Linked DNA regions of Homo sapiens: region 2 is linked to region 1. A link is an interaction called in ENCODE POLR2A ChIA-PET data of the cell type or tissue named here. Cell type or tissue: A673. All regions are shown on one strand. Links, peaks and the distances in the headings refer to the core of each region. The heading gives the core; the rest is flanking DNA.

Region 1 (15,747 bases), core at 4,741-9,740:
TGCCTGGGTTATTTTCGTATTTTAGTAGAGACAGTGTGAACAATGTTGGCCAGGCCAGTCTCGAACTCCTGGCCTCAAGTGACTTGCCCACCTCGGCCTCCCAAAGTGCTGGGATTACAGGCATGAGCCACCGTGCCTGGCCTTCATTTTGGATGCCTTGAGACTGAGATACTTGTAGCACTCCAAATGGAGGTGTTCAGTAGGCAACTACATATACAGGATCAGGAGAGAAATGGACTGAACATCAGAGCTGAGACCAGAATACCTGAAGCCGTGAGAGTATATAGAATAGAATTACCTAGATAGCTAGTAAAGCCAGAACAAGGCCTATGTCAGAACACCAACATTAAAGGTATGAGGAGAAGAGGAACCTCATAAGAAACTGAAAAGGAGTGGCCAAGAGGGTAACAAGAAAACTGGGGGAATGTGGTGCTGTGGAAGCCAAGGGGAAAACATTTCAGAAAGAAGGGCTGTCGAGAGGTTAAGTAGCCATGCACAGTGGCTCACGCCTGTAATCCCAGCACTTTGGGAGGCTGAGGCAGGCGGATCACTTGAGGTCAGGAGTTTGAGACCAGCCTGGCCAACATGGTGAAACCCTGCCTCTACTAAAAATACAAAAATTAGCTGGGCGTGGTGGCAGACACCTGTAATCCCAGCTACTCAGGAGGCTGAGACAGAAGAATCACTTGAACCTGGGAGGCAGAGGTTGCAGTGAGCCAAGACTGCGCCACTGTACTCCAGCCTGGGCCACAGAGTGAGACTCCTCCATCTCAAAACAAACAAAAAACAAAACAACAACAACAACAACAAAAGCTACCAGTGAATTATGTCCACTGGATTTAGCCATACAGAGGTCATCAGTGACCCAGACATAGGGGTAAAAGGCAGTCTGTAAAATCTTCTCACATTAATGTGTGGTAAGAAAAAAAAGGAAAGAGGAAAAAATGGAGAAATTTAGCTTTAGAGGAGAGGAGACAGGACACCAGCTGAAGGAAGACAGGAAATGGAGGGATCCTCAGAGTACCCACCCAGTTTCCTTGGTAACGAGTGATGCAATTTCGATCCTGCTGTGATGCTGAAGGTCGGAGTGAAGTTACCAGCCCTATAAGAGTCAACCCTAGGACCCAGCTTTCAAGCAGCACTGGTTTTGTTGATGGTACAAGATGAGAGTCTTAACTACATTCTCTTAGAGTTTTTTCAACTTCAGCTTGCACACAATATTCACAAGTAAATTTTTTTAAAGGCAATGCAAGAGGAAGTGGCTGGGTACAGTGGCTCACGCCTGTAATCCCAGCACTTTGGGAGGCTGAGGTGGGCAGATCACTTGAGGTCAGGAGTTTGAGACCAGTCTAGCCAATATGGTGAAACCCCATCTCTACTAAAAATGCAAAAATTAACTGGGCGTGGTGGCATACACCTGTAGTCCCAGCTACTCAGGAGGCGAAGGCACTAGAATTGCTTGAACCCGGGAGGCAGAGGTTGCAGTGAGCCAAGATCATGCCACTGCACTCCAGCCTGGGTGACAGAGCGAGACTCCAACTCAAAAGTAAATAAGTAAATAAATAAGGGCAATGCAAGAGGAAGAAACCTTAAGAAACAAAAACGAGGGCAAATATTGGTCATAAGAAATCAGATAAAGAATTACTACCTAGTTTATACTAAGTGTCCATGTTTATAATGCCAAGTTGATTTAATTTATATTCCAAATTTATAAACCATAAAACTAAATACCTTCATTGAGATATCAGAGAGAAAATTGCAATGATGGTAGAGTATCAAATGATCTATGTTAGAGAAATTACCAGTGTTTTCTTAGAATTTTAGAGCTAGGAAAGGACATAGAGATTATCCAATATAATTTTTTTTAAAAGCAAACAGAGGATACAACAAGCCTAGAAAATACTCCATTACTGAGCAGCAGAACCCACTTGGAACCTGGAAGTCTTGATTTCTAGTTCAGGCCTCTTTTTGCTAGATCCAGCTGCCTCAGTTGAAGCCTGAGACATTTTGATAATTTATTGACTAATGTGACTACCTATTTGAAATATTTCCCTAAAATTTCATTGCAATATTTACTCATAAGGAACAAAAACTCATTTCATGTATTTAGCAGTTGCTATTCTTAACCACAGCAATTTCTGTTTTTCTTTCATGTCATCACCCAACTACTTTCACCTTAGGCGAATGTATATTTATTTATTTTAATTTATTATTTATTTATTTTATTTGCTATGGTGCATTCTCATATATCCCTGGAACTAATAACGGAACACCAATCTTGAGGGTTGGAATCATGAAGTGGGAGAGAAGGTTTACTGAATTTATCAATACCTAAACAACATTCTGGGTGATCTTATTAAAAGCAAATCCTTCTATACTTAATAAAGATTAATATAGTGTAAGATACAACACAGATTAAGATAGTATAAGGCAGTGGTCCCCAACCTTTTTGGTAGCAGGGACTGGTTTCGTGGAAGACAATTTTTCCATGGACTGTGGGTTGGGGTGATGGGGATGGTTTCAGGATGAAACTGTTCCACCTCAGATCATCAGGCATTAGATTCTCATAAGGAGCACAAAACCTAGATCCCTCACATGCACAATTCATGATAGGTTTCACACTCCTATGAGAATCTAATGCCGCCATTGATCTGGCAGGAGGCAGAGTTCAGGCAGTAATGCTTACTGGCCTGCCGCTCACCTCCTGCTGTGTGGCCCAGTACCTATCCATGTCCCCAGAACTGGGGACCCCTGTAAGGTATTTAACAAAGATTAAAAGATAAGAACCAGAATAAAGAGCATATAAGGCCAAGGTGGGAGGATTGCTTGAGCCCAGGACTTCAAGACCAGCCTAGGCAACATGGTGAAACCCCATTTCTACAAAAAATACAAAAATCAGGCCAGGCGCAGTGACTCATACCTGTAATCCCAGCACTTTGGGAGGCTAAGGCAGGCAGATCACCTGAGGTCAGGAGTTTGAGACCAGCCTGGCCAACATGGGGAAAACCCATCTACTAAAAATACAAAAATTGGCTGGACATGGTGGTTCACGCCTGTAATCCCAGCACTTGGGGAGGCTGAGGTGAGCGGACTGCCTGAGCTCATGAGTTCGCAACCAGCCTGCGCAACATGGTGAAACCGCGTCTCTACTAAAATACAAAAAATTAGCTGGGCGTGGTGGCAGGCACCTGTAGTCCCAGCTACTCCGGAGGCTGGGGAGGAGAATCTCTTGAACCCAGGAGGTGGAGGTGGCAGTGAGCCGAGATCACGCCACTGCACTCTGGCCTGGGCAACAGAGCGAGACTCCGTCTCAAAAACAAAAACAAAAAACAAAACCAAGAAACAAAAAAGTTAGCCGGCCCTGGTGGCACACGCTTGTAATCCCAGCTACTCAGGAGGCTGAGGCAGGAGAACAGTTTGAACCTGGAAGGTGGAGGTTGCAGTGAGCCAAGATCGTGCCACTGCACTCCAGCCTGGGCGACAAAGCAAATCTCTGTCTCAAAAAAAAAAAAAAAAAAAATTAGCCAGGCGTGATGGCCCACGCCTATAGTCCCAACTACTCATGAGGCTGCGGTGGGAGGATTGCTTGAGCCCAGGAGGTCGAGGCTGCAGTGAGCTAAGATTGCACCACTGCACTTCAGCCTGGATGACAGAGTGAAACTGTCTGAAAGTAAATGGAGAACAAAACTTCTAAATTACACTTAGCTCCCAAATTACACTTCACTTACTTCATGGGCAAGTTAATTTTGATGATGACTGAAGTACTGATTCTCTCATTTATGTATTATTATTTTGACACAGAATCTCACTTCAGTCGCCCAGGCTGGAGTGCAGTGGCACTATCACAGCTCACTGCAGCCTAACCTCCTGGGCACAAGCGATCCTCCCACTTCAGCCTCCTGAGTAGCTGGGACTACGGGTGCGTGCCACCGCACCTGGATAATTTTTGTATTTTTTTGTAGAGACAGGGTTTTTCCATGTTGCCCAGGCTGGTCTCCAACACCTGAGCTCAAGTGATCCACCTGCCTCAGCCTCCCGGAGTTTTGGGATTACAGGCATGAGCCACTGTGCCAGGCGATTCTTTCATTTATTAAACACCTACCATGTGCCAAGCCCCTTACTGGGTATGGTAGATACAAAAACTAAAGACACAACTCCCACCCTTCAGGAGCCTAGAGTCTATCTAGTAGAGAAGGAAAGTAAATAGTCAACTCAAATCCATGTGGTGAGTGACACTTGGGGCATACACAGAGGCTTCTAAGCAGAGGGGGGGTTGTAGCTAAAATCTTGCCAGAGAAACCCTCAGTGAGTCTTTTTTTTTTTTTTTTTTGAGACAGAGTGTCGCTCTGTTGCCCAGGCTGGGTGCAGTGGCATGATCTTGGCTCACTGCAAACTCCACCTCCTGGGTTCAAGTGATTCTCCTGCCTCAGCCTCTTCAGTAGCTAGGATTACAGGCGCCCACCACCATGCCTGGCTATTTTTGTATTTTTGGTAGAGATGGGGTTTCACCATGTTGGCCAGGCTGGTCTCGAACTCCTGACCTCAAATGATCTGCCCGCCTCGGCCTCCCAAAGTGCTGGGATTATAGGCATGAGCCACCATGCCCTGCCCCTCAGTGAGTCTTGAAAGTAAGCGGAGGCCAGCCAAGTAAAGAAGCAGAAGTCGGCAGAAGGAGCAATGTAAGCAAAGGAATAAAATGATATGATGTGCTGGGGAACTGCAATTACTCATGAGGTTCAAAGGAAGAGTATGAGTTAAGGCATGACGAGATTTAAGGCTGGAGAGAAAGATGTGGGGATGGCAAAGGACTTTGTTTGCCATGCAAAGGAGTTTTTATCCCAAGGTTAGGCAGTACCACTAAAGCATTATATGTAGCGGGGACAGGATAAGATGCCACCTGTAAAACTCAGCACTGTGAAAACTGGATTGGAGGAAAATAAAATTAGAGGTGGGGAGACTGATTTGGAGAGATTACAGTGATCTAGGCAGAAGTTGAGGGGGCCTCAACAAAGAGTGGCAGTAATAATGGACAAGTAGATAGGGGTAGGACCCATGAAATCTGGAGGTTGACTAAGGATCTACACAGATGATGGTGCTACTTATTATGATGGAAAAAGGACAGGCTGCCCCCCCCCCCCCGCCCCACCGCCCACTTCGGAAGTGGGGTTTGCTTGGGGAGAGGGAAAAGACAGAGTTGAGTCTGAGTTTCAGACATGTTGTGTGTGATGTCCCTGTAGTAGATCCAAGGGGGATGTCCCGTAGGCAGGTAACTTTGAGGTCTGGCCCTCCGGAAAGTGGTTATGGCTAGAGATACACGTTTGAAAACTGTTTTAGCTTTCTATTGCTGCTGTGCTAAATTACCACAAACTCAGTGACATAAAGCAGTCTGTAAAGACAAATTTAGTCTTACAGTTCTGGAGGTGGTTAAGTACAAAATGGGTCTGACCTGGGCTAAAATCAAGGTGTCAGAGCAGGCTGGTTCCTTCTGGAGGCTGTAGGGGAGAATCCTTTTCCAGATCCTGGAGGCTGCCCACATTCCTTGGCTCATGGCTCTGCACAGCATCACAGCACCTTTTCTCCCTCTGCGTCCATCATCACGTGGCTTTCTTCTGACTCTTCCTGTCCTCTCATGAGAAGGACCCCTAGGATTACATTGGGTCCACTTGGATCAAGATAATCTCCCATCTCATGATCCTTAACTCGATCCCCTCTGCAAAGTCCTTTTTGCCATATAAAGTAACATTCAGAGGTTCCGGGGATTAAGACATGACCAACCTTGAGGGGGTAGGGGAAGGTGGGGAGGGGCATTATTCAGCCTTACCGCAGAAGTTATGAGCATTTAAAGAGCCATGAAAAAGGGTGAAATTATTGTGCATAAGTCGGAATCATGAGAATACTGTCACAGAAGCCAAGGAAAGAACATTTCTCGGGCGGGGGAGAAATATACTGGTGAAATGCTGCCGAGAAGTTAGCTAGGAACAGAACTGAAAACTGTCTACTACTTTAGCAGCTAGGCTGTCGTAAGCACAATGTCAGCGAAGTGGTGGGGAGGGGCAGGGCGGGGGGTAGAAGACAAACCAGAGTAGGTTAAGGAATAAATGGAAAATGAAAAAGTGAGCATAGTAACTATAGATACCTCTTTGAAAACAGATGCCTTTAAGCATAACAGAAAGAAGAGGAAAAAGAGCAGGTGAGAGAGGACCACAAGCCACAGGGTAGGAGGGTTGAGGATGCTCAGAGGCTGAAGGAAAGGGCTAAGAAAGGATAGGGGTTTGAAGGTACAAGAGAAAGAGCTGTGAGTTCCCTGAAAAGCAGGATAGCAGTGGGAGGATGAATTCAGATATGGGGCAGAGAGAAGAGCCTAGGTTAAGAATGCCTGTGAGACCAAGAGGAAGGAGGTAAGGATGAAGGTGGCCTGTAGGTTAGGGAGGGAGAGGAGGCTAATGTGGTTTGTGACTGATGCTTTTCTCTGGAAGGAGGGAGGTGAAAGATCAGTCCATGAAGAGGGACAGGGAAGAGGTAGGAAGCTTGAGAAGAATAGTGAAGGTTTGAAATGGCCGTGGGATGAATGGGAAAGGCTGAGACTGGGAATATGTGCAAACAAAGCAGGAGAGTATCGACAGTGCTGGTGCCATCAAGTTGGTTCTTTCCGTCTGGGTGCAGTGGCTCATGCCTGTAATCCCAGTACTTTGGGAGGCCGAAGTGAGAGGATCACTTGAGCCCAGGATTTGGAGATCAGCCTGGGCAACATAGTGAAACCCTGTCTCTACCAAAAAAAAAAAAAAAAATTAGCTGGGTTGGGTAGTGCCTGTAGTCCCACCTACTCGGGAGGCTGAGGTGGGAGGATCGCTTGAACCTGGGAAGTAGAGGCCACAGTGAGCCATGATCACACCACTGCACTCCAGCCTGGGTGACAGAGTAGACCTTGTCTCAGAAAACACCACAAGGCCGGGCATGGTGGCTCACACCTGTAATCCCAGCACTTTGGGAGGCCGAGGCAGGCAGATCGCCTGAGGTCAGGAGTTCAAGACCAGCCTAGGCAACATGGCAAAACCCTGTCTCTACTAAAAATACAAAATTAGCCAGGCATGGTGGTGTGTGCCTGTAATCCCAGTTACTCGGGAGGCTGAGGTAAGAGAATCGCTTGAACCTAGGAGGCAGAGGTTGCAGTGAGTCGAGATCACGCCACAACACTCCAGCCTGGGTGACAGAGTGGGGCTCCGTCTAAAAAAAAAAAAAAAAACCACAAAAGAAATTATTTTCAAGTGGAAACAAAACAACAGAAATTAAACTTGCAAGGACTAAGAAAGGAAGGGTGATCAATTTAAAGCTACAGGTTCTACAACAGAATAACCTCAATGTATGCTGAGCTAAGTATGATGAACAGGGGAGCTGGCTATTTTTCTAGATCTTTAAACAACTCTGCGTCAGATATAAAGTTTGCTAAAATATCTTAAGTCTGCCATGGTTTGAAACATATACCTGTCAAATTTGCAGAAACATTTTTAATTTATTTTATTTATTTATTTATTTTTGTGAAACAGGGTCTCACTCCATTGTGCAGGCTGGAGTGCAGTGGCCCGATCCCAGCTCACGGCAACCTCCACCTCCCAAGTCCAAGCGATTCTCCCACCTCAGCCTCCTGAGCAGCCAGGACCACAGGCATGCCCTGCCATTCTGGGCTAATTTTTGTATTTTGTAATTTTGTAGTACAGATGGGTGTCTCACCATGCCGGCCAGGCTGGTTTTGAATTCCCGACCTCAAGCGATCCACCCACCCCAGCCTCCCAAAGTGCTGGGACCACAGGCGTGAGCCACTGCATCTGGCCCAAATTTGCAGAAATATTTTTAAAATGTGCAGTCCATTTCAGAGAGCCATTAGCATTTTCATTTTCATTATGTAGTTTTTATTTTAGACGAACATTATTATAAAAAAAAAGTTCACCTGGAATAAAATCCATTTAAAAAAAACATAGCATCAGTATCAGTACACAGTTAATGAATTGGCTTAAACAAGATTAACCACATGACAGGTCCACTTATCTGCAGGAGCTTTTCACATTAAGCCATTGGAGCAAAAATAAAATATGTTTAAACATGTACAGTAGGATAGTTATATGGAAAAACTAGAGAGTTTCCATTAGGGGCATGATTTTCATCAAACAGTTTATGGTATTTTGCATGAAAGGAACTGCAGTGTCAGCTGCAAACAAAATAAAAGCCATCTGTAAGGCCATAAAATTGAACTATAATAACTAAATTCACATTTTAAAAAAAGGTAAAGTGAAATAAGTTCTATTAGTTTCTTGGCACAAGAAATGCAATTGCATATGGCACACGCATTTCAAGAAATGAAGTAAAATCTGAAAATATCCCTAGAATAATTGTTTGCTAATTTTTATTTCTGTACATTTCAGTCATTTAGATTTTTTTCAGAGTGAACATGACAGCCATTAATTTTATTAGTCTAAAAAAATGACTTATTCTACTCTAAAATTGTGCTAGAATTTGAAATTATTTTAGCATATCCTGTCCGTCTAGGTCCCTCTATATCAAGGGATTTCATTTTTAGACATTCCTTTCCACCCACCCCTGTGCCCCCCTTGGATGTAACAAGGAAAAAGGAATGTCTCTTCTGTTTAAAAAAAAAAAATTCTGAGAAACCTGATTGCAGAAATGAGTGCTTAAAATTTATAATAATTAACCAACATAATGAAATGTGGTTTTTAAAGATTGAGAACTAAATTTGTAAAGGAATCTAAGTCATGAACTTGAAAAGAATGTCTGCTTAAATGTGTCACTTACTGATCACAGGAAAAACTTTATAAGCCTTAATATAGACTCTGAGCATTCAGAACCTGTAAAATGGAGTTATAATCTCTTACTAGAAACTTCTGCAAAAACGCACCTATATTGCACAGCTAAATTTATTAATGGAGACAGGGAGATAATACTTTTTTTATGCTACTGGATATGACATGTATGCTCTATCCTAAACTAATATTTCCTACCTTTCCCAATGATGTCTTCAGTTCAAAACAAAACAAAGAGTCTAAATTTTGTTAGATGCTTAAAGGCTGGCTCACTGTTTTTCTACCAGGTATTAGAATACTAGTTAGCTAAATGAGGTATAATTAAAAAATAGACCTTCAAAGTAAAGAGTATAGTCTTCTGAAAATTTATAACAAAGACTGCACAAAATGTTTCTGTAAATAGTAAGAAACCCTGCAGCACCTACTAACTGATGCACAGGTAGATTATTGTATCATAATCTGTCTGAAGTAAAATATAGCTAAAATAAGTTCCCAGCGAAACGTTTTACAATCAACTGATTTACATGCTACTTAGTTACAGCACATTTTCACTGTCTGATACCCTCAGACTCTATTTGAAAAGGTCTAGTCCAATCACTGTCAAAAATTAACACACTGATTAATAAAGTGCAGCCACTGAACCACTAATACTGCTGCAAAAATCTTCATGTACCTTATCCATAAGACCACAAAAATGTTCACAAAAAAACTAGATTTCTTCAGTTTCAGCGGGGAACAGACAATTATCTGTCATTAAATTCATCTACAAATAGAAAAAATAATGCACTGTATGTACATTATTAAGCAAAGTGGAATATTTATTGGGTCATTTTATCATGCAGAAAGTGAATTTCCTAAGGTCTTAGCTCAATGTATATACAATCTAGCAAAGCTAAATGTAAGAAAATAGCAAGGACAATTTATTTCTATATAACAGAGCATATACTCCCAATTTGCTGCTACTTCAAAGAGCACTTTTAGACTCATCTAACTTTTACAGGCTCTTTCAAGTGAAGTTCATGGAGACTAGTTATTAATCCATATAAGACAAAAGAAGAAAGAAGAAATATAACCAAAGCAAAGCATTCTGTTAAAAAAAAAAGTAATAAAAGCTAACCACAGAATATGTCAGTTTTGGTTTGCAGACAACCCCTGAGATTATATAAACCAAAGCGTTAAGACACCAAATAGTCAGAGGTAAATTACTAAGAGAATTACATTCATACATGGTGTCATAGCACTTATCTTTTAGAAGGTACTTTGTTACCATCCAGAAAGCGTTAACTGCTTGGATTTTTTCAGGAAATAGTGAATATTAAGATGTTTCTAAAAAATTATCTTTTCCTTTTGAAAATGTATCTAATTTGAAGATAGTAGAATTACAATAAACTTTCAATCACGGAACTACTAATTATACTAGAACAGCAACGAATGACTTTTAAGCCTATAGGTAATTACCAAAAAAAAAAAAATTAAGGAGGCTGAAATTTGTCAACAATAAGTTTAGTATATCTATTAAAAATAGCTTGGGCATATTTGCAGCTGCTAAATTGTTCCTATATTTTCAAATAAGTACAAAAGATTGACTGGTCCAAGCATTCTAATGACATATCTTAATTTGAAGAGAATTCTCTGTGGTAACAAGCAATCCCTTTCCACTGCCATCTCCTGTTCTTATCTATCCAGCATGATAGTAGCCTTTGTGAAGCAAAACAGGCATACCAGGAAGAATAATTATTAACAGAATTCATTTCCCTCATCCCCTCTGTTTTATCCCCCCTGTGTTATGACACTGAAGGCTAGAGCAACAACGACATAGTGATCTGAATTTGGCACACAAGTTAACACTAAATACCTTGTGATGGTTTCATCTACAAAAGTATACCAGTACCAGTGTTTGTTGAGAAAGGCAACTAAGCTTTTGGTTGGCTTTAGCCCAAATGACTGGACTAAGTTCTGTAACAATGAACCAAAACAGATGGAACTGGGTTCTACACAATCAACAACAGCTGTTTGAAAACTGAAACCTTGGTCCTGTTTTCTCTAATGAAAAGGCAAGACTTTTCCTAGAGGCTGCACTAGGTCTAAGTACTTTTATTTCTAAAAACATCTGCCAAATAAAACCAACCAAAACTCATTATTTTCACCATTACCAAGAGCTAGCTCTATTAAATTTATATCAACAAGTTAATCTGTCTCTATATAGGGAAGGTTTCCGCAAACTAAAATCTAAACCTAACTTTTGTAGACAGGGATTATGGTAGGAATTTGGTATTACAACTAAACCAGCCAGCTAAGGAGTGAACCTAAGAAAAAATATATTACATATCCTTATTGACAGAATCACAGTTAGATGCTGCACTAAAACCCTAAATGGTATATCTCTCAGCCCACGTAAAATTTCAGCTCAAGAAGTTCACAAATAGAAACAGATAATAATGTTCAAATATTACTTAAGAGTGATTACACTTAAGTCAAACATGGGAAAGAATAGCAAATACAAACCCCAGGGAAAAATGAGATTATGGTGATTTCCAAATGCAGTTTCTATAGATTAGGCAGAGGTAATCATTTTAAAGTGATTCATTCAGCTACCCAGACTCTGGAAAACAGGTCGGGGATGAGGCAAAGCTCTTAATCTGAAGAAATAAAGAAATTGTGGCCTTTGATGACAAGATGGGCATTTCAGTAAATTTTTTTAATGACTTTAATGATTCTTATTTAAGAAAAAGCCCTTAAATAAATGCTACCAAGGCAGTAATATTTGACCATATGAACCAGACCAAATACCCTTTAATTTTAGTATATTAACCTCTGCTGTAAATGCTCTTTTAACATTGCCACATGTACAAATTTGTCTAGAACTTCACGACACAAAAGTGTGCAAATATGAGTCTAAGATTGTGCTGAAATAGGGAAAGGCTAACACTGATGTGCAAAGTAAAAAAGAAAGATAACCGCTTCTGCAACAGGTAATAAAACAAGGAAAAAACGAGTTAGGTCCTGCATGTGTCTCCACTTCATTGCTTCCATGTTTGAAAAAGGGAGTCTGTTCTTTTGCTAGGCCATGAGGCTGGAATCCACTTGGCATACTGTGTTGAGAGGTCTAAGTTCAGTGGTGCTCTCAGCAGCAGCCGGGAGGTGTGATTCTGAGGCTGGGTGACCTGTGCTTTCAGAGAAGCAGGAAAGGGCCCTCTAGGTGTGCTGCAGTCTCTCAGAAAGAGTTCATCAAAGTAGCGAGCAACGAAAGAAACTGGTCTTCTTTGATCGGTTTTCTGTTATTTTCACTGGTCCACCTGCTCCTGCTGAATTGCTGTCATTCTAAAAAATAGAAGATGAAGTTACCAAGGAAATAAAAGTTTCATGGTTTGACCTCAGTTACCTAAAAAATAAAAATAACTAACCATACCATGTGAAATGTGTATTCTAGTGAAATGTGTATTCACTAGAGTATTTTATTAGAACGGGAACTAGTTAAGCACCAATGTTGTCTTTTTCTTTGGAAATGGTGAATTGAAAAGAGGAAAATGCCCTTACGATAGCAGCTTTTATATCAATAATGTATTCAATAGGAAGCTTCTATTTCTAGTTCCAATGGAGTGTAAAGTTTCAAAGGTAATGATGGAAACAATGTTAAGATACTGGCATAGACAGTTCTGTTAGAGGTAAGAAGAGTTAGTAGCATAAGGTACGCAATTATAGTCAGGACTCAGGATAAAACAAACTTTCAAGGTTGTCTTAATGATTTCAAATTTAAGCAAACTTTAGCAACTTCAAAATCGTAGTTATGCAGATATAAATACCTGTCACATGAAAACTGAATAATTTTATGGCAAAAATCGAATTTGTGCCATTATTATTTTCATTATTCTCATCAAAATTCAATTAAAGATCACTTAAAGAGCCAGAAGAAAGGACTGAAACAGTGGCAGCTCAGAAATAAGAATCCTAAACAAACAGAACTAAGAATCAGAGTTCAACCAAATGAGTATCTGAGTCAGGAAAAAAATGAGTTTAATTTGAGTATCTTATAATTAGACCTATCCTTTTCATCAAATGCCAAACAGACAGCATAATGGAAATAAAAATTATAAGTGATACAAACCATTTTTCTGTTGAGTTTTGTCATTATATCTCGTGCAAGTGTAAAAAATGCCTATAGGTAAAACAAAACATTTTCATTATTATATATTCACTATATATATGTATATATATATATATACACATATATATATTCCCCCCGCCTCAGAGATGGGGTCTTGCTATGTTGCCCTGGCTGAATTGGAACTCCTGGGCTCAGGCAATCCTCCCACCTCAGTCTCCTAAGTAGCTGGGACTACAGGTGTGAGCCACCATGCCTGACTTATTTTAAAACAGAAATACAGAATTTTTCATTATTTCAATATAAATATACCACTTTAAAGCTTTACATTAAGAAAGTAATAATTGTAATCATAGTATGCATGTGTTTACTCTTTTGAGATTGTATCATAAACATTTTCCAATGTTATCAAACTATCATTCATTCATCAAATATTTTCTTCATGTGATATAATATCACAATAACACCCTTGTTGAGTCACGAGTAACTTCTTCAGTACACCAAGAACAGGACAGAAGCTCTGTCTAAGCTACCCCACTTCCCTAGAGCAGGGCACAGTGCTGATCTAGGAAATGCTGACTATCTGGTTTAATGAGTGAATAAATAATTATGTATTACCCTATAGCTCTAAAATGTCTTCACAAAAATCTCTACTTTTTATTTCTGGCTTTTTCTTTCAAATTGCTCTCACTCTTATAGCTGAATATGTATAATCTTCCATGTCTTACTCCAAAATCCCAACAGTTCCTGGAGCTCTCGGCTAAATTCCCCACCATGGAAGTCAGTTCGAATAGAAGCAGGGCAAATCTGATTAATCTTCGTGATAATTTATCCATAATGTCTCTTGATACAAACCAAATATTTTTTAAATCCATCATCACTTTTTCTATGAAGCCAGGAACTGTTAAAGATTCTTCATTTGTCACCATGCTAAACCTATTGTTAAATCAACCTCTTTGTTCCCAACACTCCTGATCCCCAAAAACTGTTCAGGAAAAGGATTATTTCCAATCCAATCAAATAAAAACAATACGACAACTACTATTATTACTCATTGTCAGTGTCTCACTGTCAAACTTGTCACCTATGAGCCTAACCACACTGATTTAAAGCTCTGGCAAAGTTGTTACCATCTGTATGCCTTGCTAGAATAAGCAGCTCAGGCAACTCCCAGTTCAGGGAGTTCTATCCATACTGTTGCAAATTATGGGATTTCACTCTTTTTTTATGGCTGAATAGTATTCCATTGTGTATACATACCACATTTTCTTTATCCATTCATCCACTGATGGACACTTAGGTGGATACACTGATTCCCTTTCTTTTGGGTAAATACTCAGTAGTGAGACTGCTGGATCATATGGTAGTTCTATTTTTAGTTTTTTTATTGTTCTCCATAGTGGCTGTACTAATTTACATTCCTACCCACAGTATATGAGGGTTCCCCTTTCTCTACATCCTTTCCAGCATTTGTTATTGCCTATCTCTTTGATAAAAGCCATTTTAATTGGGGTGAGATGATAGCTCACTGTACTTTTGATATGCATTGCCCTGATCACTACTGATGTCGGGAATTTTTTCATATACCTGTTGGCCATTTATTTGTCTTCTTTTGAGAAATGTCTATTCAGATCTTTTGTCCATTTTTAACTTGGATTATTTCTGATGGCGGGAAATCCTTTTGTATCAAGCAGAGGGAAGCATTTTTCTGCTTATCTAAGCTTGTGTAAGTAAATCAGTAGAGGCTTCCTGTTTCCTAACACCCATCGGCCAACCTAAACAAATAACTGTTACGTTATTTAAAACAAAGAAAAAGTTCTGATCAGTGTCCACTGGCTAATAAAGTCATGTAGGTCTCGATTTTTAACCATCATGTTATGATGAACAATGAGTAACCTAGGAAATTAAATGTTTATGAAACTATCAGTATTATTAAAAGAATTACATGTATTAACACATATCACATGTAAATTACACGTATTATTTTTATGATCAGTTGAAAAAATGTTTTTTAAAAAAAATAACAGTTCCCTTGGTGAAGAAAACCTATTATTTTTTTTTTTTACACTTTAAGTTCTGGGATACATGTATAGAACATGCAGGTTTGTTACCTAGGTATACACGTGCCATGGTGGTTTTCTGCAACCATCAACCAGTCATCTACGTTAGGTATTGAAGAAAACCTATTCTCATAAGACTTTAGATGGTTTGGTTTTCCTTAACAGCTAACTTAATGAAAATTTATTAAAGCTACTCCCTGATAAACACTTTCCTATTTCCACTAAATGCCACTGTTACAATTTATTGTGCTTAATCTACCTCAAATGTGTACGCTAAAGGAATGTGTCCAATAAACTAACAGCTTAATTCTCCCTTGAGAGAGTACAGCCTTAAAAGTGATTTAACTCTTCTGCTGCAGGCATACAGGGTGACATGAATGAGCACAGGATACTGGTTGGTCTTCTAGTCCAGGATTTCCAGCTGCCCAAAAAAAGGGCAAAACTGAACTTCCATAATCTATTCTGTGAATCTTAACTGAGCAAGCTAATATAATCCAGGTGGAGGCTAGATGCTAGAAATTCAACAACCAGCGTCTACATAAAAATCAGAAGCAGCTGGGTATGGTGGCTCACGCCTGTAATTCCAGCACTTTGGGAGGCCAAGGAGAGGGGATCACGAGGTCAAGAGATCGAGACCCTCCTGGCCAACATGGTGAAACCCCGTTTCTACTAAAAATACAAAAATTAGCTGGGCGTGGTGATGCACACCTATAGTACCAGCTACTCGGGAGGCTGAGGCAGGAGAATCGCTTGAACCTGGGAGGCAGAGGTT
Region 2 (15,747 bases), core at 4,470-9,469, 150 kb before region 1:
CAGGACTGGGCAGAAGGAGGAGGAGAACTGTGACGCTGGCCTGATAAAGCCTTGGCCAACCTGCAGGGAGCTGGGGAGCAAGTACAGTAGCACCCATTAGAGTGTCTCGTGGTGGACCCAAATGGCTGGGTCTTTATACCTCCGCCTTGCTCAGTCCCTGGCTGTGGGCTGTCCTGGAGTGGGCATGACCTTGGGTGAGGCTGCTGTCTATGGCTGAGGCAGACCCTGGGGGAGCTGACAGCTGGAGGCCCTCTGCCGATGCCAACCCCTGCAGCTTCCTGAAGGGGAATCTGGGCAGCACATCCATGTCTACCACAAGAACACAACTTGTGGCTTGTTGGCTTCTTCCTTAGTATCATATTTTGCTGTCAAACATTTGAGACCACGTCCCACATAAACTACTTGTATCTTTGTCTCAGAGTCTGTTTTTTAGAGAACTCAGACAATGATTAAATCTCAGTTTATCCATCCTCCTATCAATGTTTCCAATTCTGTGCTACTGCTAACTAAGTTGTAATGGACTTTCTTGTATAAGTCTCTTCGTGTACATGTGGGAGTTTTAAGGTCAATGTTTAGAGCAGAGTTCTTGGGTCAGAGGGTATGTATGTCTTCAATTTTGTTAGATGTTGTCAAGTTGCCCTCCAAATTAGTTGTCTTAAGTAACTTGAGTTATATAAACATTCAAAAGTTGCATGGGCCTAAAAGAATTACTGTTTCTCCCTGACTGTTCCTACCACAGAAGATTAGCATCATTGGGCATCTCTATTGTTTGCCAGAGAAAGGCATTCCATGGTCCCAGCTCTGTCATGCTGAGCATGCTTTCTGGAAGGTTAAGCTGTTACAGACTTGTGAGACTGGGTCAGTTTGAGAAAACAAACAAAATCACTTAAAAAAATACTAATAGTTTGTGTCATGATGTTGGCTACATAGACTAAGATGACATTGGTGTAGTAACTATCAAGAATCATATGTAATGGACCATTTTACAGACTGGATAATCCCTCCCACCCCAGACGTCTATGTCTAATCTCTGGAATCTCTTACGGGGCAAAAAGAACTTTGCACATGCCATTAGGCTAAGGAGATTGAGATGGAAAGTTACCTTGGATCATCCTGGTGGGCCCAGTGTAATCATAAGAGGGAGTAAGATGTGACATGACAGAAGCAGCGGTCAGAGAGACTAAGAGAGAGAGAGAGATTGATTTGAAGATGCTATGCTGCTGGCCTTGAAATAGAAGGGGCCACAAGCCAAGGAGTACAGGCAGCCTCTATAAACCTGGAAAAGGCAGGGAACAGATTCTTCCCTAGAGCCTCCAGAAGGAATGTAGCCCTGCTGACACCTTGATTTGGGGATAATACACTTGTGGTGTTTCAAGTCACTAAGTTTGTGGTATTTATTACAGCAGGAATTGGAAACTGATGCCCCAATAACCAGATAAAGAGCCACCCAAAAGGATTTGAGGGAATGGTACTCAGAGGGTACTCACAGAGAGCCTCAGAAAATGCCTCTTCCCAGCAGCCAGAGTGGAAAACCTCGTAATTCAGGCAGCATTTATTAGAGTACCAAGGAGTATCTTGCATTGGTAGGAGGGGGGAAAATTAACCCTAAATTAAATGCAGCTCTGACCTGGCCTAACAAAGTTTAAGAGTAAGACCTGAAATGATCACACTCTTTCCAAGTAACTTAATGGCATCCCAGAACAAAGCTTAAGAATATTTGTATGAATACAATACTATTCAATATCTAACAAAGTAAAATTGACAATATTTGGCATTCAAGCAAAAAGCACCAGGCATGCAAAAAAGCAGGAAAATTCAACCTAGAATGAAGAGAAAAGTCAATTAGTCAAAACTGACCCAGAAATAACACGGATGATAGAATTTGTATATAACACATTGTAAAAGTTATTATTACATATTCCATATTTCAAGAAGCTAGAGGAAAGACTGAACATGACAGAAAGACATGGACGATATCAAATAAACCTAAATTGAGCTGTTAGAGATGAAAACTACAATGTCTGAAATGAAAAATTGCACTCAATAGGACTAGTAACACAGTATACTTTGCAGAGGAGAATAACAAAGCATCAGTGAACTGTGGGATAACTTCAAGTGGCCTAATGTAAGTGGAATTGGAGAATGGAGTCCTTGAAATGGGGCTGGTATGCCAAAAATAATATTAGTCAAAAATGTTCTAAGTTTGAGGGAAACTGTAAACTCGCCGAACTGAGAAACTTAACAGACCCAAGCACAGAAACATGAAAAAAAACAACCCCAAGGCACATCACACTTAATCAAAAGCAGCTGAGAAAAAAGACACATTTATATACAGAGAAATGAAGGTAAGGATGACAGAAGATTTCTCATGAAAGCAGAGCAAGCTAGCAGACAGTGGAATGACATCTTTAATGTACTAAACAGAAAACAAAACAAAAAGCCCTGTCAAATGAGAGATCCACACTCAAAGAAAGTGTCTTTCAAAAACAGAGGTGAAATACTTTTTCAGATCTACAAAGGCTGAAAGAATAACCTCAGCAGCAGACTTAACTCTGCAAGAAATGTTATCGGAAGTCTCACAAGCAGAAGAAAAATGATACCAGATGGAAACATGGATCTACCTAAAGGATAAAGAGCACCAGAAATGACAACTATATAGACAATTTAAATACTTTTTTCTTCTTAGCTAAGTCTCTTTAAAAGATAATTGACTGTTGCCGGGCACGGTGGCTCACGCCTGTAATCCCAGCACTTTGGGAGGCTGAGGCGGGTGGATCACAAGGTCAGGAGGTCAAGACCAGCCTGGCCAACATGGTGAAACCCCGTCACTACTAAAAATACAAAAATTAGCCAGGCGCAGTGGCGGGTGGCTATAATCCCAGATACTCGGGAGGCTGAGGCAGGAGAATCACTTGAACCCAGGAGACAGAGGTTGCAGTGAGCCGAAATCATGCCACTGCACTCTAGCCTGGGTGACAGAGCAAGACTCTGTCTCAAAAAAAAAAAAAAAAAAGATAATTGACTGTTTAAAGCAAAAATAATTTAATAATTATGTAGAGGTACATCTATAACAACAATACTACAAAGGCCCGGAGGGGAGAGATAGAAATATACTGTAGTAAGTTTCTTTTCTTTCTTTCTTTTTTTTGAGACAGGGTCTTAACTGTCACCCAGGCTGGAGTGCAGTGGTGTGATCACCACTCACTGCAGCCTGAACCTCCCAGGCTCAAGTGATTCTCCTAACTCAGCCTCCTGAGTAGCTGAGACTAGAGGCATGCGCCACCACGCCCAGCTAATTTTTGTATTTTTTGTAAAGATGGGGTTACATATTACCCAGGCTGGTCTCGAACTCCTGAGCTCAAGCGATACACCCGCCTTGGCCTCCCAAAGTGTTGGGATTACAGGCATGAGCCACCGTGACAGGCCTTGTTGTAAGACTCTTATATATGAAGTGATATGATATAACTTAAAGGTAAGCAATAAGTTAAAGGTGCATACTATAAATCCGAACACAACCACTAAAATAGCAAGCAAACAGTTATAGCTAATAAGTCAACAAAGAAGATAAAAATAGAGTCATGAAAAATACCCAATTACTTAAAAAAAACAAGAACAAGAGGGAAATGTGAGTAAAAAATAGATGGGAGAAATAGAAAACACATAGCATGTGTTATAATCATGATAAATGTTATAGTGTTTATAATAACCATGTGAATAATCATGATAAATGTAAACAGGCTAAATATTGAAACTAAAGCAGGGACTGCCATGTTGGATAAGAAAAAGCAAGACTCAGCTATGTGCTCTGTGTAAGAAACCCACTTTAGGCCAGGCACAGTGGCTCAGGCCTGTAATCCCAGCACTTTGGGAGGCCGAGGTGGGTGGATCACTTCAGGTCAGGAGTTTGAAACCAGCCTGGCCAACATGGTGAAACCCTGTCTCTACTAAAAGTACAAAAAAAAAAAAAAAAAAAAAAGCACTAGCTGGGTGTGGTGTTGGACACCTGTAGTCCCAGCTACTCAGGAGGCTAAGGCAGGAGAACTGTCTGAACCCAGGTGGTGGAGGCTGCAGTGAATCAAGATCAGGCCACTGCACTCCAGCCTGGGTGGCAGAGTGAAACTCCATCTCCAGAAAAAAAAAAAAAAAAAAAAGAAGGAAAATAACTCAGTTTAAATATAAATAAATACATAAATAGCTTAAAGGTGAAAGGATGGGAAAAGATATGTCATGTTAACACTTGTCAAAACAAAACTAATGTGGTTATATCAATACCAGACAAAATAGATTTCAGAACAAAGAATATTACTAGAGATAAAGAAGATAATTTCATAATGATAAAGGGGTCAATTCATCAAGATGACATAATCTTAATGATTTATATACCTCAAAACAGCTTCAAAATACATGAAGCAAAAACTCACAGAACTGCAAGGAGTTATAGTCAGATCCACAATTATAGTTTGAGATTATAGAACCTTTCTCTTGATAACTGAGAAGAAAAAGAAAATCAGACCAAGTGGTTCAGTTCAACGGGAATGGAAAGTGCAAGAAAGGAGTGATGGAAAATGAGTTAACTATCCTGGAGGGCCAGATAGCAGGCCAAAACATAAAAACAGAGATGAACTCAGTAACTCTGGGGGCCAAGCGGGCGGGCGTGTTTAGTGAACACAAAGCTCTCCTATTACTATCCATAATTAGGACAAATAATTTCCAGTTTCCATAGTCTCAGTTATCCTTTTTATTTTTGTATAAACGATCTACAAGTGTGCACCAGAAATATTGTTGCCCTTTAATCACACAGAACTGGTCTGAAGCAGAATCCTTTGAATTGTATAAAGTCAAGCTGAGAGAATAGTCTGTGACAGACAGGGGACGCATTTTAGTGCAGTGTTAGATCCATCTCTGAGTGAAGCAAGCATAGAAGGCGGAAACAAGGAAATGATGTAAGCCACCATAAATTAAAGGATAGTGAAGAACGAACAGAGGTCCTGAGTAGATAGTCCATCCGTCTAATCATCATCTACCCATCATCCATCCATCCTTCCATCCATCCATCCTCCATCCATCTACTTATTTAAGAAATAATTATTAATACCTCGGTGGAGGAAAGTTCATCTGTATCCTCCTGACTCTTAGTCCTATTCAGGAATAACTGAGACCTCATACCTAGTTTGCCTTTAGGAAAATTACCGTCAAGGCACACACAGATTGTACCTTGGGCGGTGCTCTGGCAATAACAGATATCCTGTTGTGTGAACAATGGTCTATCCTGTCAACTCAAGCCATTTAATTTAATTTTAACTTTAATTTTTTCATTGAGACGGAGTCTCTGTTGCTGAGGCTGGAGTGCAGTAGCGCGATCTCGGTTCACTGCAACCTCTGCCTCCCTCCTGCGTTTAAGCGATTCTCCTGCCTCAGCCTCCTGAGTAGCTGGGATTGCAGGCTCCTGCCACCATGCCCGGCTAATTTTTGTATTTTTAGTAAAGACGAGGTTTCACCATGTTGGCCAGGCTGGTCTCGAAGTCATGACCTCAAGTGATCTGCCCACCTCGGCCTCCCAAAGTGCTGGGATTACAGGTGTAAGCCACCACGTCTGGCTTCAAGCCATTTTAAATCAGGCCCCCAAAACACTGGGTTGTCAGGAATTAGGGTAGAATGAGAGACATACTTAGATCAAATTGTGTTGAAGGAAGAGGGAGCCATTTAGACAAGAGACCCTTCTTCAAGAAGGGATACAGAGATGGATGGGAGTGGAAGTTCACGTCTCTCCCTCTATGTCTTCCATTCCTCCCCTGATTCTGCCTCTTCTACCCCCAACCCAAGAGCATGATTTGGTCCTTAAGAGCCAACCAGCCTCTTAGTTGACAGATGTGTGAACCTCTCTTAGAAATGCTGGAATAAACCCCACTCAAAAAGAAATCTGGAGTCTGGAAGAGAGGATCAGGTTTGGAGTCTACATGCGCCTAGATTCAAGTGCCAGCTCTAACACTTAGAAGTTGTATAATCTTTTTTTTTGAGACAGTTTCACTCAGTAGCCCAGGCTGGAGTGCCATGGCACGATCTTGGCTCACTGCAAACTTCACCTCCTGCATTCAAGTGATTCTCATGCCTCAGGCTCCTGAGGGGCAGGGATTACATGCTTGTGCTACCATACCCAGCTAATTTTTGTATTTTTAGTAGTGATGGGGTTTCACCATGTCGGCCAGGCTGGTCTCGAACATCTGACCTCAGATGATCTGCCCTCCTCCACCTCCCAAAGTGCTGGGATTATAGGTGTGAGCCACTATGCCTGTCCTCAAAGTTGTATAATCTTGATTAAGTCATTGAACTTCTCTAGGTCTTGGTTTTCTCATCTGTAAAATGGGGATACTAACCTTATACAGGTGGTTGAGAGGATTAAACCAAATAACAGGTGTGGGTATAATATTTCCCAAGCTATAACCTTGAGTATCCCCCAAATATCGAATTTTGTTTTTCTGTAATTTAAACAATATCTTGAGCTCCCATTTTAACTACTGATTAAATATAAACAACAATAACAAAATAGTCAATTCTAAGCAAATTCAGACACTTAAATGTGTTTCTTGGTCATTTTAGTTTTAAGCTTGCTCAAGTCAGTATTTTCTCCTTCTCTTTCTTCTCTCTGGGGAGTTCTCCTCTGTCCTGGGGTTGCTCAAGTGTTAGCTCCGTAGTGGAGAGAGACACCTGCCCTTGTTTATTTCCTGAAACTTAATTCATCTTGACTAGCCTTTGGTCCAGAATTTGCTGGCATCTTTTGGGACATCCACACACCTCCCTTACCTGTTACCAGGTCTGCACAAGTCCCTCTATACTCTTTTTGTCCTTCTTAGAGCCTCAGAGACCCTCCTAGGCCATTATCTTTAAAATGTTTTAAATTTACCTTAAATAAACAACTAACAAACCCATATCATCCACCATGACAAGGGTACAAAAAGGAAAACAAAATTCTCTCATCTGTCCTTGTCCCACAGCCCCCTACTTCTCCTCCCTAGGGGCAACCCTTTTTACCAGTTTCTTATGTGTCCCTTCAAAAATAATTTAAGCATATATATATATATGCTTGTAATGCATATATAGTCAATGCATTATATGTATTATATATATTATGCTTGTAAATGCATATATATTATGCTTGTAAATGCATATATATTAAAAATCATCTATCATTGATCTAAGTTCACTATGGACTTTAACTCGTACACACACACATACATATATATAACCTTGTTAACTGCCTTAGAAAACAAAGCCTAAGGCAAAGTTTCTGTGCTAACACTTTATGGAGGGACAATCTCAGAGCACAGCATGAGTCAGCGGAAAATGGAAGTGAGATGGTGTACTAATTTCCAAGTGCTGCCATAACAAAGTACTGCTAATACATACGGGATGGCTTAAAACAACAGAAAGGTATTCTCCCACAGTTCTGGAGGCTAGAAATATGAAGGCAAGCTGCCGGCAGGGCCATGCTTCCTTGGAAGCTTCTAGGAGGAGGATCCTTCCTTGTCTCTTCCAGTTTCTGGTAGCCCCAGATGTTCTTTGGCTTGTGGTGGTGTAATGCCCATCTCGGCCTCTGTTGTCACATAGCGTTCTCCCCTTGTGTCTGTGTCTGTGTGTCTCTCATCTTCTTATAACACCAGTCACCTTGGCTTAAGGACCCACCCAACTCCAGTATAACCTCGTCTTTTATTACATCTGCAATGATCCTATTTCCAAACAAGTTCACATTCTGAGGTACTGGGGGTTAGGACTTCAACATATGTTTGTGGGGGCACAATTCAACCCATAACAGGCAGGAAAGTAATCTCATGATGATGTTGCCAAGCTGGCTGAAGCTTCACAAGAAACACAAAGCATTTGGGTTCACATGGCAGATCTCCAGAGAGGCACATGGGGCCACTGTGCCTCAAAACAGTCTTTTTGGGATGTGAGGAAGAAACGAATTTATCTGCAGGATCTTATCCCCCATCTCTCATTGGTCAAAGTTCACCCACGGGGCTTCAACTCACTCATATTTTTAGATGGAGTTCCTGCCTCCTATGGACGGCCACTAGAGAAGCCAGATCCCGTGGCCCATGGCATAGCACTTCATCCAAGTCAGAAGTGTTGGGGGTGCCTGGGCCTCAGTGGGCCTGGGCGGGGTAGGTCCAGCGCTCAGGTGTAGAACCAGGAAGGGGCGGTAAAGCAAGAGCCTGTTGCAGGGTTGTTCCCAGGGCCAGCCTGCCTTACAATGGCCTCTGAGTCCCAAATCGTCTTCCTTCACATGGCTTGGACTCTTATTTTCTCTTAATTTATCTGTCAGAAACTGCAGAGAATTATCAGGCATCCATTAAGGGCTTAAAGGCAGACTCTGAAAAATTTGACTACGCCTGCGAGTATCAGCAACCATGTGGGAATCTTAACTTCCGGAGATTACTGTTCTCTTTTACAACTTTCAACTGATTTTTATTGAGCACCTACTAGGTGGCAGCCACTGTGTAAGGCACTAGGAATATCGCAGACAAAGGAGCTTGTGTTCAAGAGGGAGAGAGACAATAAACAAACGTTGAATGCAATTCTAATAGAGCCCTGATCGGGGAAATACAGGGAATTATAAGATCCAGCCTTGCCTATGTTGCTATTTATATTCTCTTCTTAACTTTAAAATATCAAACAAGAAAATCTGGAAAACATAGAGATGTTCAGGAGCAGTGCAAGATGCTATATGTTCCTTTTATTACTGAGCAGACAGGAGTTGCACTGAGGGGAAGGGAATTTTGTTGGTTGGAGGGGAGGTAGGTAATAGATACTTTTGTCCGGCCTTGGTCTGGATGGCTTAGGGCATCCTAAATTCAAGGAAACTCAGCCCAGCACAGGAATCTGACTTTATTGTGCATCCTACTTTCTTGGAGAGCTTGTTAAAAATGATAGCTTCCCGGAGCCTACTGTCAGAGATTGATTCCCAATGTGGGACAGGGGCCAAGAACAGATGCTTGGCCCATTGCGGCTTTCAGTACATTTCTGTTGAATAAATGAATTCTAATGCAGGCAATCCGAGGATCACACTTGGATCTAGAGAGAGCGGCAGAGGGAAGTTTCTCCCATCTCCTAGATATTCCTAGGGCCATCCCGTACTTGGGAAAGGAGAAAGGAAACCCTATTCCCACCTCGTGCCTCGTATGTCCTGTGGCCTCCTCCTCCTAGGACCCAGAATTCAGGCTGGCAGTATTTATACTCTAGTTCAGTTCTATTTGGGGTTAAAAACTTTTGAGAGTTGGTCTGGGAACTTAACCAAGATTTATATAGCATTATTTCTATTGGAAACTAATTGAGATTCAAAATGTTTATGAGCATAAAATGTTTTCATTCTTATTATCCCATGTAAACTTTGCAACGTCCTCCGGAGCAGATATTGTAATTATTTTCGTCTTATAATGGAGGAAACTGTTGTTAGTGACTTAAGTGGAATGTTAACAGTCCCTTCACTGCACTTTCACGATTCCATTGCCCACTAAATCTTAGGCCTGTGAACACCTTTCTTCAGATATAATAAACTCAGGAACGGAAGCAGGGTCCAGGCATCTGTTTTTCCTGTCTTTGTATCTGTTGTATCTTCGAGCTGGTCTTTTCTCTGATCATCCACTTTGCTGGTTGTGTGTGCTTGGTGGGGGCTTTGGGTGAAGCCCCTGCAGAAGCTGCTTCAACCCTAGCCCTTCATTCAAGTCTTCGGGGCGGGGGTTAATTCTTAATTCGAATAGCACTGGGAGTAGGTTTGGAGGAGTGGGTTGAGGGCGGGTTAAGGAGTTTGAACCATGTCTGTAAGCCAATCGTTTCATCCTTGGTTGTGCCTCAAAATCACTTATGCCCAATCTTTTAAAAACACACAGGCTGGGGTCCAAGACCAGTTCTACGAATCAGATTCTATGGTGGGATGGGGAGTGGGGCCTGGGCATCGGAATTTGAATTTAGGTCATTCTGTCACCTAGCAGGGTTGACATTCTTGCTGTAGGCATGCAGGCAGTGAGTGCGTAGTTATTGAAGGAAGGGAGTGACAGCACTGTTTTAGGAAGATTAATTTGGCAATTGTAGGAGGGAGAGAGGGGAAAGGAAGAAAATTGGAGGCAGGGAAACTAGTTAGGAGGCTCCAGAAATAGACTGGGGATAGATGTGCTAAGACCTGAAACTGGCTGGTGATGGGAACACCATGTGGAAGGCAGTTGGAAGGGCTCTGTGACACTTGGGTGTGGGCCGAGGGTCAGGGAGTGAAGAAAGAAAGACAATAAGTCAATGGTTTTCAGCAAAACCCACTAAAGCAAACACTTTACTTTCTCCAGTCATCAATTCTTTATTCGGGAAGTGAAACCTACAGCAATGGATTTGGTGTTTCCTTACTGTCAGCAAGGCTCAGTGATCAATAGTCAGTCTAGGCTTTGTGATTCTCTCTCTCTCTCTGTCTCTATCTTTCGACGGAGTCTTGCTCTGTCGCCCAGGCTGCAGTGCAGTGGCGCGATCTCCGCTCACTGCAAGCTCCGCCTCCTGGGTTCACGCAGCCATTCTCCCGCCTCAGCCTCGCGAGTAGCTGGGACTACAGGCGCCCGCGACCACGCCCGGCTAATTTTTTTCTTTCTTTTCTTTTCTTTTTTTTTTTTTTTTTTTGTATTTTTAGTACAGACGGGGTTTCGCTGTGTTAGCTAGGATGGTCTGGATCTCCCTACGTCGTGATCCGCCCGCCTCGGCCTCCCAAAGTGTTGGAATTACAGACGTGAGCCACGGCGCCCAGCCTGCCTGCTTTCTTCCTTTCTTTTCTTTTCTTTCTTTTCTTTATCTCTCTCTCTCTCTCTCCCTCTCCCTGCCTTCCTTCTTCTCTTCTCTTCTCTTCTCTCCCCTCCTCTCCTCTTCTTTCTTTCTTTTTTTCTTCCTTTTCTTTCTCTCCTTTCTTCCTTCCTTTTTTTTTTTTTTTTTGAGACGGAGTTTCACTCTATTGCCCAGGCTGGAGTGCAGTGGCACATCGTGACTCACTGCAATCTCCACCTCCAGGGTTCAAGTGATTCTCCTGCCTCAGCCTCCCAAGTAACTGGGATTACACACGCCCACCACCATGCCCGGCTAATTTTGTATTTTTAGTAGCGACGGGGTTTTGCCATGTTCGCCAGGCTGGTCTTGAACTCCTGACCTCAGATGATCCACCCGCCTTGGCCTCCCAAAGTGTTGGGATTACAGGCATGAGCCACCATACCCGGCCCTCCCTCCTTTCCTTCCCCTTCCTCCTTTCCTTCCTTCCTTCCCTCCTTCCTTCCTTCCTCTCTCACTCTCTTTTTCTTTCTTCTTTTCTTCTCCTTTCTTTTTCTTTCTTTCTTCTTTTCTTGAGACATGGTCTCACTCCAATGCCCAGGCTGGAGTGCAGTGGCACGATCATGGCTCACTGTAGCCTCGACCTCCAGGGCTCAACTGATCCTCCCACTTCAGCGTCCCTAGTAGTTGGGACTACAGGCACACGCCACCACACCTGGTTAAAATTTTTTGTATTTTTAGTAGAGACAGAGTTGCACCATGTTGTCCAGGCTGGTCTCAAACTCCTAGGCTCAAGTGATCCTCCCGCCTCTGCTTCCCAAAATGCAGGGATTGCAGGCATGAGCCACTGCGCCCAGCCACGGGCTACAGTTATTTTCTAGAAGGATTCAGCAGTGTGTCAACAGGGATGCAAAGCCACAGGAAAAACATGGTGTCTCTCTTTAGAGCAAGGTTTAACAAACTTTGACTATAAAGGACCAGTAGTAAATATTTTAGGCTTTTCAGGCTACATAGTTTCTGTAGCAACTATCTAACTGCTGTCATAGCGTCAAAGCAGCCATGACAATATCCAAGTGAATAGGCATCGTTGTTGTTCCAATAAAACATTATTTACAAAAACAGGTGCTAAGTTGGATTTAAGCCTCGCAGGCTTAAGTCTGCAGGTTATAGCTGGCCGACGCCTGGTCTAGAGCACCGATGTTACTGGAAGATTTCAAGGGAATTTTTTTTTCTAATTTTTTTTTTTTTTTTTTTTTGGTGATGAGGTCTTGCTCTGTCATCCAGGCTGGAGTGTAATGGTGTGAATTCGGCTCACAGCAGCCTCAACCTCCCAGGCTTAAGCCGTCCTCCCACCTCAGCCTCCCAAGTAGCTGGGACTGCAGGCGTGTGCCACCATACTTGGCTAACTAAAAATTTTTTTGTAGAGATAGGGTCTCCCTATGTTGCCCAGGCTAGTCTCAAACTCTTGGACTCAAGCAGTCCTCCTACCTCAGCCCCCACAAAGTGTTGGGATTACAGGCGTGAGCCTGGCATAAACATTATTTTTGAAACCCAAGTTTTTACACGGTCTCCAATTTCTAGCGTCACCTTCTGTTTAACATCTGTGTTAGGCCATTCCTGCATTGCTATAAGGAAATATCTGAGACTGGGTAATATATAAAAAAAGAGGTTTAATTGGCTCACTGTTCTTCAGGCCATATAAGAAGCATGATGCTGGCATCTGTTTGGCTCCTGGGGAGGCCTCAGGAAGCTTCCAATCATGGCAGAAGGTGAAGGGGTAGCAGGCATCTCACATGGTGGGAGCGGGAGCAAGAGAACCAGTGGCAGGGAGGTGCCACACACTTTTAAACAACCAGATCTCGTGAAAACTCACCCACTATTGCAAGGACAGCACAAAGCCACGAGGGAGCTGTGCCCATGATCCAATCATCTCCCACCAGGCCCCACCTCCAACATTGGGGATTACAATTCAACATGAGATATGACGGGGACACAGATCCATATCAACATCCAACCAGTACTGTTCTGCAAATGCAGGCTGTGCAGTGCACAAAGGCAGCTAAGCAAGGGGACAGGTGGGGGCTTGAACCAGCCTGGTAACATGTGCAGTGTGGAAGAAAGGGGTGCATTTCGTAATTCATTGTTCAGATGAGCTCCTTTTGTGTGGTTTGCATAAGAGCATCATATATGCTAGTCACAGCCTTGACATGCTCCACACTCTCACGTGACCTGACTTCAGTAAGTCAGTCTGTCCCCCTCTGCAGTACTTCTTGAAGTCCTGAGAAGGGAACAGTTTCTGTTTCTCAAGTGATGTTGAGCTTGTTTGCCAGGTGTTGGCTTGCTGCCTCTCTATCGGTCACTGTTGGCCACCTTGGGACCCCTTTTCCAAGCTGCTCCACCTGGTCCACCTTCTCACAAAGGTAGACTGAGGCCTCCCTCTGACTTCAGGTACTTGTCAGACAAGGCCAGCAGGGGTACTAGACCAGGCCAAGGCTCGAAGCAAACATAAAAGAGTTATAGCTAAAAACCAGAAACCTCAACATCAGACATCACATGTGTCTTGGTTGAAGCCAGCTTTTTTAGATCATTCATCAGTCACAATACCTGGTTAGAAAAACCTGAATTCGTTTACCTGTTTCAGACCTCCCTTCAGAAGTAGAAGCCTCATGTCTGATGATCTGATGGACTTATCAGCTTTACGCCTTCCGCTAAACAAATGGGGATTTTTTTTTTTTTTTTTTTTTTTGAGACAGAGTTTCGCTCTGTCACCCAGGCTGGAGTGCAGTGGCGCAGTCTCGGCTCACTGCAACCTCCACCTCTCAGGTTCAAATGATTCTCCTGCTTCAGCCTCCCGAGTAGCCGGGATTACAGGCGCCTGCCATCACGCCCAGCTAATTTTTGTATTTTTAGTAGAGACGGGGTTTCACCAGGTTGGCCAGGCTTGTTTTAAACTCCTGACCTCAGGTGATCTGCCCACCTCAGCCTCCCAAAGTGCTGGGATTACAGGCGTGAGCCACCGCGCCTGGCCCAAATGGAGATTTTTAAAAAACGAAACTAAATGTACAATTGTATACATTTTGAAAACAAAACACAAACCTTGGAAGAAATTTTGCATTTTCTATAAGTATCTTTGAGCCATGGTCCTGGGTTTCTGGGTGCAAAGCCACTGGGCTCTGTCTGCCATTAGAGACGCTTCAGTAGAAAACCCTGAGAAGCCCTGAGTTAAGTACTTTCATCTTATTTAGCACGGATGCACTGACTTCTTAGAAACTGCGTATCTGGTATCAAACATGAATGCCTTTGGCCAGTTTAAATGAGTTCCCATTTTCTTTTTGAAACTCCATCCTCATTTTCCTACTGATAGATTTGGCTTACTGCTTTGAGGCTCTGAAGTTTGAGGCTGCTTGCTTTAGGAAAATCTAGCTCCTTGCCATGGCTGCACATTGGTTCTCCTGAAAGTGTAAGGGCTTATTTTCTCTTGGAAATTCTGGGTCCTTATAAACCCAAAATCTGATGTGCTCATTCAGGTCTTAGGGCTTCCAGACCCAGAGCTCACCATGCACCTGCACCCAGCAGTGACTCTTCTGCCTTTCCCAGGGAGCGAGGCTTCATTGTCAGAGGAAGGGGCAGGAGGGACATCTTGTCCTTTGCCCAATCCCTGAACTTGGAGAGCCTCTCTTGTCCCTGCTTTGTCTGTGAAGCGGTTCCTAGTTGCTTTGAGATTTTCCAACTGAAAGCTGCCTTGTTAATACAAAGTAAGAACTAGGGCATTTCAGCCTTAGGGAAAAAACTATCAAACAAAACACAGCTCAGACACGGTTTTAGCATCAGAAGAATTTTTAGCGGGAGGGGACATTCAGTCCCTCTGAATTCGACATTGGAGTTTCTCACTGGGTCCAGAGATGTCGCTAGGCCTAAGGTGGCCAAACCCTCTGCCCTTGTCTTTCAGCAGAGGTGGCCTGCCATTGGCAGGCAGTGCTAAGTACAAAGGCAGCATCAACCCCAGATCAGGGCAGCTGAGGTCCTTGTTCGGCACCCTCTGCATTTCTCTGGCTTTGCCCCTCGCTGTGGAGTGAGAACAAGCAGCCAAGGGAAGCCAAGGACAAGGAACACTCCCCAGATCCCTGGGGGTCTCTGAGGGTCCTGGCATTCTCTGCTGAAGTGACCCCAAGCCCTCTTCAAGGGACTTGTTGAACTGTTTCCCAAATCCATCCTCCCAAAGGTGGGAAGTGCATCTGATGTACACACCTAGGGGCCCAAGAGGTGGTCAAGGGACAGCTGTTTGCTGGTGAAAGCACATGGTTGGAGCTTGGACAGAGTTGTTTGCATACATGCATGCAAAGCCCTCGGTGGTAAGAAACGGAACCGGGGTAAGTAGAGAAGTGGCATGAGCCGTGGGCCAGGGAGCCCCCATTTACATTCTCATCCCAGCCCCTGCAAATGTTAGGTGTGAGCCTGCCAAAGGAAGAACAGATGGAAAATCTCCAGAAAAAATAACAAGAATCATGAAACCAACACATTTACCAGAGCTCCTGTTTTGGTGGTGAGAGACGCGTCCCCAAAGCCACTGCACTGATAAATCTGGACACGAAGCTTAGTTTATTTTTCATTTAAAAATCAGATAAAATATTAGTTATTTCAATAATGGGTGCATTTATTTTTAAAAGGGTGATAATAGCTCCCTATGTGATTGTGAGGCTAAAATGAGAATGTGTGCCGTGGAGGGGAGCTATTATTACATGTTAATAAGATTCTTCTTTTTCTATTTTCCTCCAGCTGGTCCCTAAGATAATGTTCAAAGCTTTTTCTTTCATTTGTCTTGCTCTGTCTGGTGGGATATTGTTAATAAAAACCAGATACTAAGACATTTTTAAATGTCAAGTGAAGACAAGTTAATAATTGCTCTCCCACAATATGAGAGCAAACGGTGGTCCAGGATCAAAAGCCATGTTTTTCTCC

The links. ChIA-PET counts read pairs that join two places held together with the same protein. Peaks named below come from ENCODE experiments on the same cell type or tissue, not always from the same donor. Only the 100,000 strongest peaks of a DNase experiment are listed, where the experiment ranks them.
Region 2: POLR2A ChIA-PET joins it to region 1 with 6 read pairs; 4 of 35 experiments call an interaction of 5 or more read pairs at or near these places.

Annotation. Positions count from the first base shown.
Region 1 is chr15:63,259,914-63,275,660 of GRCh38, reverse strand. RAB8B (RAB8B, member RAS oncogene family) reads right to left here. Exons shown (of 8, transcript NM_016530.3): 7 at 12,919-12,969; 8 at 7,885-12,134. The coding sequence ends at 12,042. LOC124903504 (a long non-coding RNA gene) reads right to left here and starts at 555. Exons shown (of 2, transcript XR_007064674.1): 1 at 299-555. In A673, for the core only: no CTCF peak of the experiment used is centred there; no DNase peak of the experiment used is centred there.
Region 2 is chr15:63,412,248-63,427,994 of GRCh38, reverse strand. All of the region lies in intron 4 of LINC02568 (long intergenic non-protein coding RNA 2568), which reads right to left. Among named protein-coding and RNA genes, the nearest start is that of LINC02568, 30 kb to the right of the region's middle. In A673, for the core only: no CTCF peak of the experiment used is centred there; no DNase peak of the experiment used is centred there; H3K27ac peaks cover 337 bases.